Linked DNA regions of Homo sapiens: region 1 is linked to region 2. The links are chromatin loops, found by intact Hi-C in ENCODE. Cell type or tissue: PC-3. All regions are shown on one strand. Each heading gives the region's core, and the rest is flanking DNA. Links, peaks and the distances in the headings are about the cores only. Region 1 overlaps LINC02464 (long intergenic non-protein coding RNA 2464). Region 2 overlaps LOC105369853 (a long non-coding RNA gene).

Region 1 (8,346 bases), core at 123-8,122, 150 kb after region 2:
ATTCATTCATTCAGTCATTCACCATCGACTGTCTGCCTGGGTTTTAGTCTGCAGGATGCTTGGCAGTGAGGGTATTAAAGCAAGAAGGTAATAGTCTCTCTTTTCCAGAAGCCAAAAACTAAGGGATGAGAAAGACACACTAATCTGGGTGATCCTAGACAAATAAGGGAAACAGAGAGATTCTGTTTCCTTGTCTTTTAATTGGCAGTAACAGTAATAGTAACAATAACAATCTCCTAGGGTCAAACTGAGGAGGTGGGAAAAAAAAAATGAGGTTGACATAAAGCTCCTTTTGGGTATCCCAGATAGGTAACTAAGAAGCATCTGCTTAACAAAGTCTTTTTTTCCCCCCCGAAACAAGGGGTGGAGCTGAAAAATATACTTGGGAAAGATCTCTAGGGAAAAGCTGGTGGTCTTTCACCCTCCTCTTCCACAGTGAATAGAGAAGAGATTGCCACTGTGTTGTGAATCTCTCCCGTTTTTTGCCTCTTGTCTCTTGCCAATGGTTAGAGCTGGGGTTACTTCAGTGCTTTGGAAGTTTCTTTAGGAAGAAGACCATTGGTTTTGCTGTAGAGGGAATGGAGCTGGGTTTGAATTCTGGTTGCACTTATCAGCTGTTTGACTTTGGGCAATATTTAGTATTTCCTGAAATCTGTTTGCTATCATAAAATGGGGTATTGGAGCATCTGCATGCTTTGGCTAGAAGAGATAGATACGTGAATTATTTCTCTTAGCCCTGCCAGTAACTCTCTTTTATTTAGCTGGGGTCGATTTGAGAGAAGGCCTAAAATATCATCTGATACTTCTTAAATTTCCACCAGCTATGGAGTATAAAATTACACAAACATTGGGAAATTCTTCTCCTATGAAATAAATACACACTCCCTTATGATCCAGATTGATCCCCCCGCAAATAAAAGTATGTTCACACAAAAACTTCACATGAATGTTCAGAGGAGCTTTATTCACAATATCCTTAAACTGGAAACAACCCAAATTCACCTGCCTATCAACAGGATAGAATGGATAAACAAATGGTATATCCATACAATGGTATACTATTAGACAGTAAAAAGTAAAATACTGACTGCATTTGAAACAACATAGATGAATCTCAGACATACGGTATTAAGTGGGAAAAATAGACACAAAAAAGTACTGTATGATGCCATCTATATGAACTTCCACAACAGGAAAAACTGATTTCTGCTGATAGAAATCAGAATAGTGGTTGTTTCTGGGAAGTTTAGAATGGACTGGAAGCAGGCATGAGGGAGCTTTTTGGGGTGGTTGTATGAATGGATATCATATCATCAAATTTTATACTTAAGATTTGTGCATTTTCTTGTATTTCAAGTTTACTTCAATAAAAATACGTCCACCAATGAAAGACCCATTCAGCTTGGCAAGTTAAAGCTTCTGGAAGAATAAGCAGGAAGCATAGAAATCATTCTCGTCTTTTGCGTGAATTAGCTTAATCAATTGCTGTCTTGACAAAGAGAAATCTGTTTACAGCAACCTGAGAATTGGAGAATTATGCTGAAACTCTAAAAACAAATATTTTCAATATATACATATATGGATCTAGAGATCAGCCTAAGACATATTTGCAGTAGTGGGTCTCATCTGAGAAGTGTGTGTGTTCGCCAGGAGAATGAGCTTCTCATATTGCCAATTGCAGGGAGCATCATTGACTAAGGACTCCAATTGCTGGACTCTGAAATTCATCACCCAGTTTGTGCTGAGGCCACATTTCCCACAGCATGCGCCTGCCAATGACTGGGCGCAGCTGGGTTACTGAGGCAGACCTGTCCAATTAGAGATGAGGGCTTCCTTTGAGAGGCAACTTTGGCTTGAGGACTTCTCGCCTTCCACTATCTCTATCCCCACAGCCTCACCAAACGTTCTTAGAATGTACTAGACACTAAGATACATCCATCCAATCTTTCTCTCTCTCTCCTTCACTTGTGGTCAGACCTGCATCAAGATCTGACTGTCCTCCCAGCTTCTGCCCCTTTTCTCTTGCAGGTAGATCCCTGGTGCATGTCTTACATGTATCATTCTGTTTTGGTATTTGCTTCTTGAAGGATCTGACTGAAAACATGTGTGTGCAATGTGCGTGTGTGGGTGGAGGGAGGGAATCAGAATCAGGCCACATTTTCTAACCACACCCAACCCTCTTGTCCATCTTTGCTGGACACTCATGGGCGTGCAGCAGCCATAGCATTCAGGCACCTTGGCAAGATTACAAAACATTTGCTAGGCCTTCTCATGCTCCTTTTTATAATAAATCTATAGCAAAAAGCACAAAGCAGCTGTAGCCCAGGAACAGTTCTAGTGCCATTCGTAATATTAATACTTGTGATACTACTACATATCATGATACTATTAGAACTAAACCTTCACTGCTTTGAATCTTGCCTAATTTCTTTCAGGCCCTGTGTTAGTTCCTAAAGTTGTAATGTGCAGCTTTATTATGATCTAGTATAAATCTGAATCTGACCTACGAATATCTTTAGATTTTTTTCTTTAATAGGTAAGATCATTAACAACCTTACCCTTAAAAATCAAAGTAATGGTAAGAGTTGAGTGATCTCTCAAAATATATCATAGAGAATGCTGCGAATATTTTATCTTTGAAGGAAGAGATTTGTCATTTGGAATCTGATTTTAAGAAGATACATTATTTTGCTCTGAGAATAAAACTAAAAAGGCATTTACAAAGTTTGATTGAGCTGACTATGATACACAGGACATTAAGGGCAAGATTTGCTGAATATTATTCATTAGCAATATATTTTTTAAAATAGGCTTCTTTTACCATGTAGTGAGATGTTGCCTACTGGGTCTAAAAAATGTAAAATCTACTCAGAAGATTTGGCATAGGTTAGGGTTAATCTTGTCAGAGACTGTGGTCTAATACAAAAATGTGAGAACTTTATGATTAAGTAAGAATGATTTGTGCTTTGGTGAAAAGGGCTTTCTTTAAAGGGAGACTTCAGTATACATAAAATATTTCCGAAAAGATCCGCTTAAAGCTATTAACACAGATTGCTTCCCAGGACTGGGACAGAGACTTGGGCTTGGTAGGAAACTTACTGTTTGCATCCTATGCCCCTACATGCTGTTTAAACAAATTTCAAACCATGTGACTATGTTACCTTTTAATAAATAAAAAATGTTCAGATAAAATCTAGGACATGTGACAAAAGATATAATAAGGATATAATTTGGAGAATACAGCTTACGGTTGTAAATGAATATAAGAAAAATAAGCAAGTGACTGGCCATCTTCATGTGAGCCTTTGGAAGGCAGAGTATGACTACTGCAAGAGAAATCAAGAAGGAGATTGTTCAGTTATGATATATTTAAAAAGGCTTTTTATACACATCATGGTTGTAATTCTATAAGTGAGTCATTTGGTGTCAGCTGGTGATTCATAACTTACTGGATATTCTGGTTAAAATGTCAACATCGCTTAGAATGAAAATGCAGAGGTATCAAAAAATCAAATGTAATATTTTAGGGGAAATCAGCAGACCATTACTCTGTGACCAAGCTCTGTTAAGTGAGCATTATCTCATGGTGTTTTTGCAGAATCAGTCTTGGTATATGAAAGTGTGATTAATATTGTGCACTATGAAAGCTAATGCTCTATATTTTTGTTCATGGCTCTATAACCACAGATTTTTAAAAAATTAACATGCAACACATACAGGGAGGAATTTTAAAGGACACTTACACATTGAGAAGGAACTTTATTATATGGCTTTATGGAGTTCTATGTTTGTTTTCTTTCACGGGGTGTCAGAAAATCTTGTTGATATTAGAAGCCTACAGCTGAGTTTTAAAAAAATCAACATAAGGATTTGAAAATCCAGCTATGTTCTCTTTTGCTTTTCAATTTCCCACCAGAATTCCCTGTAAATTTTATGGTTCATACAGCAGGAGGCAAGTCAGGTGGTTCTTTTCACCATTCTGCAACAGACCCAGTGGAGGAAGGTCCTGAACATAGACTCAAAGGTTATTTTAGTAAATCTGTAACTCACTGACTTTAGCAAATTTGCCCTTAATCTCTGTGTCTCATATTCTGACTTGTATCCTCCTATTTTCTAGAACATTTATGAACTTAATGTGATGATAGATTATCCAGAAAGTGTTTTGACTTCTTAGGAAAAACAGTATGATCTATGTAGTGAGTTGAATGGTGGCTCCCCAAAAAACACCTCTAACTGGACCACCTAGAAACTGTGATGAGACTTTCTTTGTAAGATGAGATCATGCTGGATTCTTTGGTGGGTCCTACACTCAATGACAAGTATCCTTATAAGAGACAGAAGAGGCAGGGACACAGAAGAGAAGTCCATGTGAAAATGGAGGCAGAGATTCGAGTTATCCAGCCACAAGCCAAGGAAACCCTGGAGTCACCAGAAGCTGGGAGAGGCAAGGAAGGATTCCCCTCTGGAGCTTTTGGAGGGAATGTGGCCCTGCTGACACCTTGATTTCACTCTGTCCTCCAAAACTGTGAAGAAAAAAACATCTCTTGTTTTAAGCCACCAAGTTTGTGGTAATTTGTTACAGCAGCTACAGAAAACTAATACACTTTGATTCGAAGTACTCATTGCTATCTGACCTTAAATCATATGATCAAGCACAGGAAAGTTATTTATGAAAAGTTATATAGGTACTAGTATATATAGTATATAAGGGGGCGGGGGTGAGCCGGGCGCAGTGGCTCACGCCTGTAATCCCAGCACTTTGGGAGGCCGAGGTGGGAGGAATGCTTGAGACCAAGAGTTCACGACCAGTCTGGGTAACATGGCAAAACCCTGTCTTCATAAAAAATACAAAAATTAGCTGGGCATGGTGGCATGCACCTGTAGTCCCAGCTACTCAGGAGGCTGAGGTGGGAGGATCACTTGAGCCCAGGAAGTTGAGCTGCAGTGAGCCATGATTGCACCACTGCACTCCAGCCTGGGCAACAGGAATGAGACCCTGTCTCAAAAAAAAAAAAAAAAAGAAAAGAAAAGAAAAGAAAAAGTGGTGTGATTTATGACAGATTCTCAGCTGGGGGCAATTTTGTCCCCCAAGAGACATTTGGCAATATCTAGAGGCATTTTTCTTGTCACAATATAGGGGGATGTGCTACTAGCATCTGGTGGCTAAAGCCAGGGATGCTCTAAACATCCCACAATGCATAGGGAAGTTCCCCTAAAACAAAGAATTATCCAGTCTATAAAGTCAATAGTGCTGAGGTTGAGAAATCCTTGTGCACGAGAAAGCCTATAGCACTGTGTGATTAAAACCTTAGCTCTGCCATGAATTTGTGAGCAAGACAATTTATCCTGGGAAGTAAACCTTTTGAAGCTTTAGTTTTCTCATCTGTAAAACACGTTGATACCTGCCAGGCCTTTTTAAAGTTTCAAAAAGATAAAGTCGGTCAAGGAATTTTATACTTTAAGAATCCTTTAATAGTAACAACATGATTTCATTATTACTATTCCTATGTCTTTAATGCAAACAAAAGCAAATCTTTGATTTTTAGTTAATATCGTAGGAAGTCCACAATAGCGAAGTTCACTGAGCCACAGGGGAGCCACTTTTATACTTTTATGGTTATTATCTCCCATAGAATAGTTCTCAGAAATTTCATGAGTATTATTGTTTAATGATGTTTTTCAGTGGCAAGGATACTCTGGAGGTACTCATAAAGTTTCTCTGGGGAGCTTATAGTTTATGTCAGATAAATAACAAAATCGAAGCCAAATGGAGAGTTGAAATTTTAAAGTAATACGCACGGTAAAAGCAGGGCTAGCACTATGTAGCCTTTACAGTGATTTTGGTATTTTTTTTCCTAATGGTTATTAAAACAACCCCATGAAGCTAGTTGACAAGTGCTGTCTTCATTTGACTTAGGGGCAAACTGAAGCCCAGAGCAGCAAATGTGCTTAGACAGCAAATGGCAGGGCTATGATTAGAACTCAGATGTTCTGCTTGTTCCACTACGAGGCGTCTGCAAACACCAGCACGTTGAAATAGGGTTTTAGTAATGATCACTGGAGTATGTCATGAAAAGTGAATATTTATTTGAAACTCAAAGGCAAAAATTCTTTGATAGGCATTTCTAGGAAGAAAATTTTAGTTATAATACAGAATGTGAGAATTAAACTTGTTTCAGAAGCAGGCTGGGAAAATTCCTATGATGCTCAATCCCAGGCCTTCATCTAAGAATTTTTATTGAACACCTAAAGTATAGAAAATGGTGTTCTAAATGCTGTAGGAAGGGCAGAGGCGAGAAGAAATAAACATGATGTGTAATTCAGAAGGGTTGTATACTAAGAGAAAAACAAATCTTTTAAATCAATTTATGCCAAAATGTAATGGCATATATTGATTATTGATTAGTGGCAAAGAAGGAATACATTAAAGCAGGGGTTCCCAACCCTCAGGCCACAGACTGGTACTGGTTTGTGGTCTGTTAGGAACTGGGCCGCACAGCAGGTGAGCAGCAAGTGAGAGAGAGAGTGAAGCTTCATCTGTATTTCCAGTCGCTCCCCATCACTCACATTACCACCTGAGCTCTGCCTCCTGTCAGATGAGTTGTGGCATTAGCTCCTCACAGGAGCATGAATCCTATTGTGAACTATGCATGTGAGGGATCTAGTTTGCATACCGCTTATGAGAATCTAATGCCTGATGATCTGAAGTGAAACAGTTTCACCCCAAAACAGCCCCTCTGCCACCATGCCCCACATGTCCGTGGGAAAATAGTCTTCCATGAAACTGGTCCCTGGTACCAAAAAGGTTGGGGACTGCTGCATCAAAGAGACAATTTACCAAAAATAAGATTCATTCAATACTAGTCCATTGAGACAGTTCTTTAAAAAGTGAGGGGTTCTTTTTTGGTGAAACAAGTATGGAGAAGACATTGTATCCACTGATTCTAAAATGGTGTGTGTGTGTATGTGTGTGCGTGTGAGTGTGTCTATAAGCAGCAGGTGTGACATAGCTGTACTTGTCTACATATCAGTGAACATAGTTATTATTCTTGGAATAATGAAAACTTCTGGATGCTTCAGTCACTTTACAGACCATTTGAGTCCTTGCCTGATCTCTGGAAACTTCTTTGACATCTTCTAGTCAAGAAAGTGCCAATATCAAAACTTCCATAATAGATACAAGTAGCTTGAGATGATATTATAGGGACCATAGTAAAACACTCTTAAATATTGTGTCAGCAGTGCTCTTGATGACACCAAAAAATATTGTATAAAAAATGATAGCGAATCTTAGTTTGAAAAGTTATTCAGAGAGTCAGATTCTAAATGTGAAATTTTGTTAATACTGTAATCAATTACCTTTGCCTTTTTATATATGCATGTGGCTGATACACAACGAAACTCTACCTATAAGTTTGCAGCACTGTCAGTATTTAAAAAATTATAAATGACTAATAAAACATCATGTCATATTTGGTATTATTATTTCTTACTTAACAATACTCAAAATGATATATCTTAATAGTATTATATGACAATTTAAATTCAATGAATATATTTACCTCTTGTAATGCATGGAAGGATATATACCTCTACATATCAGCATACAGAAATGCTAATAATTATGATATTAGAGGCCCTAAGTTTTACAGTAGAGAAGTAGATTAATTTTTATATACATTTTATGATAATCCTTCTACTATAAAATGTATGTCTTGTATGACTTAATTTTATATTTCTAATATCAGTTCATAATACAACTTTCATAAAGACATGCAATATATGCCTACATTAGAACTATGTTAACTTCTAAAACTGTTTTTGAGATAAATATTTACTTTCTTTAAATAAGAAGGATTATTTTAATTATTTTCAAAGGCAGGTACTCTAATCAACCAACATTATTCATGTCCTTAACTTACTATAGGTCAGTTCATAATAAATTAGGCATTTGAAAGAAATTCTTTGAAATTAGATTTCAAAGATTAAATAATTTGATTAAAATTATTTTAATTAGATTACCACTTGACTGAAATAAACAACATATGTGTTAGAGTAGCAATAGCACTTAGGATGGTTAGTTTTATGTGTCAACTTGACTGGGTCATAGGGTACCCAGATATTTGGTCAAACATTATTCTGGGTGTGTTTGTGAGGATGTTACTGAATTAGGTTAGCATTTGAGTTGGTAAACTGACTAAAGCAGATTGTTCCCCCTAATGTGTGTGGCCCTCATCCAATCAGTTGAAGGCCTGATCCAACAAAAAGGTGGAGGGAACTCCTCCTCCCTGGCTGCTTGAGATGGAACATTGGTCTTTTCCTGCCTTGACCTTGAACTGAAACATA
Region 2 (8,346 bases), core at 141-8,140:
TTTGTGTCTGGCCCTTTTCTACTCTCTGCATACATTTTCTCCAGTAATTCCATCTCAATCACTTTCTAAGTGATTTCATCCAGCTTTGTAGCTTTAAAATATCACTCATGATTAACTCCCAAGTGTATACACCTGGCCCACACATGGATTCCCTACTGCCTATGTGCCCATGTAACAGGCATCTCAAATAGCCCAGCAGGCAGGGGACTGGACACAGTACTAATTGCAGCCTGTGCCCTATTTTTCAACCACTCTGGCAATACTGGTGAAGGAATGAATAATAATAATAACAATATTCAGTGCTTACTTTGTCCTGGGTACTTTACATATAAAAATATTTAATCCTCATAGCAAATCAATTAGGTAACATCATTATTTTCATCTCTGATTTACATAAGAGGAAATCGAGGCTCAGAGAGGTTCAAGCCCAATGGGCAGGGCCAGTGTTTGAATGGAATAATCAGAAATTAGCAAACATTTTTTGTAAAGGGTCCATTCATAAATATTTTCAGCTGTGTGGTGCATTCTGCCTCTATTGCTATAACTCACATTTGCTCTTGTAGTGTGCAAAGCAGTCACAGACAATATGTAAATGAACACAAAGTTGTGTTCCAGTAAAACTTTATTTATGAAAACCAGTGGTGAGTCACATTTGACCCACATGTGACCCACTACCTGATTTCATTAATAAAGTTTATGAAACTTTATTTATGATTGTAATAAAGTAGTAGATTGCCAACCACTGCTTGAAACCATTATTCTTGTATTGCTTGGATTAAATGAATGACTGAACAAGTGAAAGGACCAATGAATGAATGAATGACTCCTCTTTGGTCTCCTCAATCCTCTCATGGGTATTCAGAAGATTGTTACAGAATCACATTACTACCAAGGGTGAAAACACCACAATCTGTCTTTAGGGTGAAATGAGGAATACATGAATGACAAACCTTACAGGTTTACTGTTTCGGCTCCTGAGTTGGGTCAGGTCAGCAGTGTTCTAGCTCCCTGAGGCTCTACTTCTATGACAAAGAACTGCAAACTATAACTTTCTATTTGGGGATCCTTTTCCCCCTAGGGGAAAATATATGTGAAAAGAGCTTGAAATGATTGTGGAAAGAGCTTGACTTTGGAGTTAGACTAAGTTCACATATCATGAGCTTGACTTGGAGTTAGACTAAGTTCACATATCATTTTTTTCCCGCTTTTTAACTTCTCTGAGGTTCCATTTCCTGATCTGTAAAATAGGGATAAGAATACATATGCTGCAAGATTGTATCAGTACTGAAAGGGGTTAGGGTTCATTTGCCCAGCATAGTGTCTTGATCTGGTAGGTCCTAATCACAAATAGTAGCCACCGTCGTTAAGTCCTATCATAACCCTTTAATAACCACTTTAAGGGACAGCAGTATGTAGGGCTGCTCAGAAAGCAAAATGTCTGTCTAGAGTGAATTTAATTACAACATCAACTTGCATCCTCACAGCAGCAACTTCACATGGGGATTGTTCGTCTGCACTGGTGGATTTCTGATCTCTAGTAGCGCTGAGGTAAATGTACAAGGCTCTAAAGTTCCCATAAGCACATTTTCTCAGGTCAGTCTTTGCCATTTAAATGCAAAGCATGCAATCCTCCCTCCCTCAACACACACACCAGAGAATTTCTCTATTTATTATGTTTTACGTTAATTTGCCATTGTTTGGGAGTACACAAGGTGTGACAGCCTGATTACTAAGTCAGATTGTATATGTGTGTGTGTGTGTGTGTGTGTGTGTGTGTGTGTGTGTGTGTATTTGAGATGGAGTCTCCCTCTGTCACCCAGGCTGGAGTGCAGTAGTGCAATCTTGGCTCAATGCAACCTTCACCTCCCAGGTTCAAGCAATTCTCCTGCCTCAGCCTCCTGAGTAGCTGGGATTATAGGTATGTGCCACGACACCTGGCTAATTTTTGTATTTTTAGTAGAGACGGGGTTTCACCATGTTGGGCAGGCTGGTCTCGAACTCCTGACCTCAAGCGATCCACCTGCCTCAGCCTCCCAAAGTGCTAGGATTACAGGAGTGAGCCACCCTGCCTGGCCAGATAATATTTTTTTATTACAAAATAACACCGGGATAAGTGCTATTGTTACTTTCAGCTTCTCCTCTTTAATATTGAAATTCACTCAGAAGTTAATTGGTTGACAGAAGAGCTAATCACCCAAGAGGAGTGTTTGAGCAAGGGTATTCTTCCTCTGGTGGTTGGCTGTGAGGCTGGGGAGGAAAGCATTACAGGTGTTTTCCATGGTTGCCAATTTCCCTAATGTCTTGGGTGCTGCAAACTGATTTTCCTCTGCCAGCACTTTTAGTTTACAAGATGATTCTTGCATAAAACCCTGCTGGTTACATTTATGAGAACATATGCAAAATTAAACCAGTGACCCAGTAGTCAAATAAAATTTCCCATAAATTGTTGAGCTTGTTCTTTGCTTTTCTTAAAGCAAATGAGCACTTTGTCTATTAATTTTCCAAATAAATGCTCTTGTAACAAATATAAGCTTTATGGGTCCAGAATGGGGTGCAAGCAACAAAACTGCACCCTCCCAGTGAGATCAAAGACCTCCCTCTGTTTACTGGACACAGGTTAGGGCCCCCATGCCTGGTTCTACTAACACAGGCCCAGCATCTGTGGCAGCACCTCGGGACATTGCTTACTACGCCAGGGCTCAGAATAAATTGGACATAAGGTCTCATGATAATTTCACTTCACCCAGGCAGGACTCAGGTAGAACCTGCTCCATATGGTGACTTGTGTTAAGCAAATAAGATGCCTTATTTAGCACCAACAGGAGCCTCTGCATTTCTTCCTGGGTGCACTAGTAAAGAACACAGATGTCAGTCAACACTCTGTTAAGATACTGGGGGAAGAGAGAATGAGAATATAAATGCATAGAATGTCTTTAATTGTGCTATCCAACCAGATTTTTCACAGAACTTTTGGCTCATGGTAAAATCTTGGGATTCTACCATTCTAGTCACTTTTGAGGAGTTCTTGCATTTGTTGTTACCACCATCATCATTATCAATCATTTAATGAACTAACCTGTAAGGTGTTATGGCAGGAACTGTGGAGGATCCCCAAAAAGAAATAGGAGACATAATCCTTGCCAGAGATCCCATCCTCACCTAGGAATGGCCATTGCTGAGTGGGGGCTGGGGAGGCTGCAGGAAGATGATAGTGAGAAGGGAGCTCTTTAGCTCCTTGAACTCAGATAATTTGGGATTTTGGGACATATCTCCAAGAATCCTATTTACGCAGAACACACATATCTCTTTGGAGACCTGGGTGGGGAAAAGGGGACTGTGGTACTGGTGAGTCAGGGTTCTAAGCCCTTGAGTATTTCTAAGGCTGTTGAATGAACACCAAAGTGAAAGAAATATCTCTAGTGTGAGGCAGCATATCCCGTGTATGTAGGTGTGCCCATGGGTGGCACCCAGCAGGAAGCTACATTCTGGCATTTGCTATCTGGCATTTGAGTCTATACCTGATGGTTAGGGACTAGCCTACTGCAAACAATGCTTTGATCATGAATCAGCCTCAAGTTGGCCTGGGGCCTTTTCCTTCATTCAGTTTTTCATAACATTTCCTACATCTCGCACAGAAAGATAAGACTTTCAGGTGCCTTTTACAGCAGGGAGCTGATGTGCTCAAGCACAAGAGTAGAACGTTTCCCAGCCGTTCACCCTTAGAACTAACTTTGAAATGACAAGTTCTTTCTTTTTTTTCATTTTTTCTATCTCAGCATTTATAATACTTCCTTGCACTTCTGATTTTAATCTTTCTAATAGATTATACACTTCTTGAGGACAGGAACTATACCTGTTTTCTCTGCTGTATATTCTGATTTTGACCTTCTTTCTAATAGATTATAAACTTCTTGAGGACAGGAACTGTACCTCTTTTCTCCACTGTATAGACCCAGTGCCTAGTAGAGGGGAATCCTCTTCCTCCCATTCAGTATGAATTAGCATTTAGGAAGCCTTCCCAGAATATGTAAAGGAGGCACTTCAGCCCCATTCTCCCCGATTCTTCTCGACAAGTGAATATTTCTACATTAGGACATGCAATTAAATGTGCACATGTACCCTAAAACTTAAAGTATATTAATAATAAAATTAAAAAAATCAATCAATAAATAAAAATAAATAGATAAAAATTAAATGTCAGCATGAATTGAGGAAACAAGGAATGCATTGATTCTTGATTCTAAAATTATCATATGGCAATAGCATGGCTTTGCTTTCATAGTAAGCTTGATTAATATTAATCAGCTTCTCTCTCCAGAATGCATTTCAATTAATGGAAGGAGAAGAAACTCTCAAGTGTATTGGATGAGGGACAAACTGGACTGTTAACGTTTCAACTGAAGAATTTACAAGTATGTGAAAATCTACACTATATATGCCTTGATAGAATACATGTTTACTATTTTCAATATTTATTGGCTGTTTACAGTGTGCCAAATAGTTTCTTGACAGGATGTTCCCTGAATAAGCCTATAATTTACTTTAGGTGTTTGACTATGGATGTAATTTAATGTGACAGGACAGAAAAATGACTCCATTAATCAGATTGATGTATTTGTAAATTAAAATAAATAAATCAGGATTTATGCTCCTATAGTACATTTATTATAAATAAATATTAGGAGTCTACATGTAGACTACATTAAAATAATAAATATTTTAAAGAAAAGGTCATACAAAAAGTTCACTTTCAAGTTATTTAGCTTACAGAGTTTGTCCTAAATCTTCCCATAACTAAAGAATATATTCAATATGTAGGTTGTGTTTTCTTTGGAATTTGTTGTGTTAAATGATTAGTAATTGAAACAGTACAGAACTTCCTTTGCTTTGAAGTATGTATATGTCTGGGCATATTTCTGCTGTCGTAGTTTAGAGTGATTTTTCCCCCCTTTGTTCTTACATGATTACTGCAGAATTTTTTTTTTTTAGTAAGAGAAGCTGGTTGCAAGTCCAGCAATAAAGTAGGCAAAGTAGAACTTTCAGTGAAAAACAAAATTCGCTTCTATGTGATTGACCAGAAGGAGGCTCCCTTCCACCTCAATGTGTAAAGTTAGAACAAAAGCTTCTAAACTTACATCTTCCCAGGCAGCTTTAGTTTTTCCCAAGCTGTATCTGTTGTTGGGGGTGGTAGGAGGGGGCACCCTGAAATTTTCCCTGGAGGAACAGAATTTAAAGATGCATCACTGGCAAGAAGGCTTCAGCAATTGCAAAGTACCCTACCTTCTACCAGCTCCTTCACATAATTTTCTCTCTTGGTTGAATAACTATGGAAGTAGAATGATACTTACTAGAGACTGGCAACAGTGTATGGGGGAGGGAGAAGGGATCAAGAAAGGTTGGTTAATGGGCACAAACATGCAGTTAGATAAAGTTCTAATTTTGGATAGACTAGGGTAACTACAGTGAAGAATAATGTATTGTATATTTCAAAACAGCTAGCTGAGAGGACTTGAAATGTTCCCAACACATAGAAATGATAAATGCTTGAGGTGATGGACATTCTAAATACCCTGACTTGATCAATACATATTCTGTGCATTTAACAAAATATCACAGGTACCCTATAAATATGTGCAAATATTATATATCAATTAAAAAATGAAATTCTCCTCACTAACTTTGAATATCACATTATTCCTTAACTTTGTTGCTACAGTATTGTTTTTTCAAACTTGTTCTTGAATCTCTAATACAATATTTTAAAAATTAATTTTTTGGAATGAATCAAAGCAGTTGGATTTTAAAAAACATATAGTTGCGGCTGCTACTTACCTATTTGTGTTAGTCTCTGTATCTATAAGAAACACTTCTCGTGTTTGTAACATAGGATAATCACAATTCACTCCAAATGCTCTAATTACATTGCATTTTCCAATGAAGAAGATACCAGGAGATTCTGAATGTTGAACAGTAAGTCCAAAATCTTTGGAGAGTAAAGAGGGATGTGAAGATGCACTCGTCACTGCAGGCACATTGTCCACCATAAGATGTCACGAGATCATTTTCAATCAATTAATCTTCCTGTTGTTGTCCTTCATGGTCAAGAAAGGCAATTTGTGTGTTTATTGCAAAAACAGCATTGTTGCTCTTTTGAAAAGCCTTGCCCTTTAACAACAGAGCAGAGCTGGTTATGAAATAGCCAACTGTGACTAATTTTGGAGGAGTAACATCTCAAATAAATTGTCTTCTGGAGATGCTGATGGAGTCAGTGAACAGCAGAATGATGATGAGTTTATCTGTGCTAATTGTGCCTTTGAGGGTTTGTTCATACGCAGGGTACAGAGCAGATTGGTGCTGTACTTTAAACCTCTGATTGGCATGAAGATTCTGGTTTTGGAGAACTATGGAAGGAAGAATAATGTTCCCCAAGGATGTCTGTACCAAATCCCTGCAACTTATGAATATGTTACATTACATGGCAAAAAGAGCTTTGCAGAGGTAATTAAGGTGTGGTATTAAAATGGAGAGATTATCGGGGGGGACTCAATTTAATCACATAATTTTTAAAAGCAGAGAATGTTCTCCAGATGGAGGAAGATGTAGTGGAAAGAAGGGTCAGAGAATTCAGAGAGTGACAAGTATTTGATGCACTCTTTCTGATTTTGAGATCTAAGGGGTCACATGTGAGGACTGGAGAGAAGCCTCCAGAGCTAATGATGGCCACTGATTGAGGGCCCGCAAGGAAACAGGGACCTCAGTCTTACATCCCCACAGAACTGAATTCAGCCAACAACATGAATTAGCTTGGATTAAATTTTCCCTCAGTACCCCCAGTAAAGAATGTAGCCCTGCCAACATCTTGATTTCAGCCTGCTAGTACTCATGTTAGATGGATACCCTACAGAAACTGTGATAATAAATTTGTGTTGTTTTAAGTCACTAAATTTGGGTATTTTGTTACAGTAGCAGTAGAAAACTAAAACATGGGAAATGTTTTGAGGGAAATGATGCTTATATTGCATTATTACTTTGCTGTAGACTATTATGATAAACCATGGCTTTGTGAATTCAGTTCAATGACTCTAGGCTTTAGCCATGCAGTATTAACAAATGGGATATTAACAATATTAACAAATGGGATAAAAACCAAGACTTTACAAATGTGTTAGTTTCCTATTTCTGTTTTAACAAATCACACAAACTTACTGGCTCAAAACAAAATAAAAGCATTAATTTATAGTTCTGTAGATCAGAAGTGTCATTGGGCTAAAATCAAGGTGTCAGCAGGGCTGCATTCTTTCTGGAGGCTGTAGGGGAGAATTTCATTGTCTTGTTTAGCCTCTAGAGAATGCCTGTATTCCTTGGCTTGTGGCCCTTTCTTCCACTTTCATTTTCAAAATCAGCAGCATAACGTGGACAAATGTCTTACTTCTACCTCCCTCTTATAAAATATTTTTTTGATTGCATTATTGGGTCCACCTGGATAATCCCAGACACTCTCCCCGCCTCGCCTTAACTTAATCACATTGCAAAGTGCCTTTTGCTATTTAAGGTAACATATTCATAAGTTTGGAAGTTTTAGAGCATAGATGTCTTTGGGGGGGCCTTTATTTTATTTTATTCTGCTTACCACAGTAAGTGTTTGCATGTTGGGTTAATACTGTTGAAATACTCACTATTACAATGCTCTTTCTTGGAACCAAATTGCTGTGCTGTGAGAATTTAAGTAACAACGTACAATGGCCTCTATAGAGTAGAAGAACCAAGACCTCTTGCCAACACATCCAACTGAGCTCCCTACCAGCAGCCAACAGTAGTGCCTACTATATAAGTGAGAGCACTGTAGACCTTCCAGCTAGCTCATTGCCCCAGTCATCAGCACAGAAGCCGAAATGTCTAGTCAACACACAGAACCATGAGAGATAATACATGTTTGTTGTTATTTTAAGCTCCTGAATTTTGGGAGTAGTGTGTTATACAACAAAGAATACTTAAAATAACACTGTAGCCTGTTTTGTAAGTGAGCTAACTATTAGAAATTAAAGAATTCTGCTTAGAGTAATATAGGTTCTTCTATCACATATTCAGGATTAAATTGATGACATAGGTCAAAATATGTAAAGTCCTTAGCACAGGGAATGGGCACATAGCAAGTTCGCTGAGATATTAGTTACTTTTTCCCAGACAATCTTTTTGCTGCAGAGATTACCACCTACCACTCCAATAAAAAGGAGATGATTCCTTTCTGTTAGGTATATATTTAATTTCATACGTAACACAATATAGTATATTGTCTAATAATTTTACTTGGTGGTCTGTGATTTAAAGTTATGAAGCCTTAACTGA

What was found. Hi-C counts contacts between places; a loop is a spot of excess contacts. Peaks named below come from ENCODE experiments on the same cell type or tissue, not always from the same donor. Only the 100,000 strongest peaks of a DNase experiment are listed, where the experiment ranks them.
Region 1: a loop joins it to region 2, with 5 times the contacts of the local background. A loop is called at or near these places in 2 of 110 quality-filtered maps.

Annotation. Positions count from the first base shown.
Region 1 is chr12:77,297,018-77,305,363 of GRCh38, forward strand. All of the region lies in intron 2 of LINC02464 (long intergenic non-protein coding RNA 2464), which reads right to left. Among named protein-coding and RNA genes, the nearest start is that of LINC02464, 16 kb to the right of the region's middle. In PC-3, for the core only: no CTCF peak of the experiment used is centred there; a DNase peak (open chromatin) is centred at 3,404; H3K4me3 peaks cover 777 bases; H3K27ac peaks cover 1,668 bases.
Region 2 is chr12:77,147,703-77,156,048 of GRCh38, forward strand. It overlaps LOC105369853 (a long non-coding RNA gene), which reads left to right. Exons shown (of 5, transcript XR_945118.2): 5 at 4,319-4,402. Among named protein-coding and RNA genes, the nearest start is that of E2F7, 86 kb to the left of the region's middle. In PC-3, for the core only: CTCF peaks have their summits at 5,079 (motif pointing right) and 5,279; a DNase peak (open chromatin) is centred at 3,499; H3K27ac peaks cover 361 bases.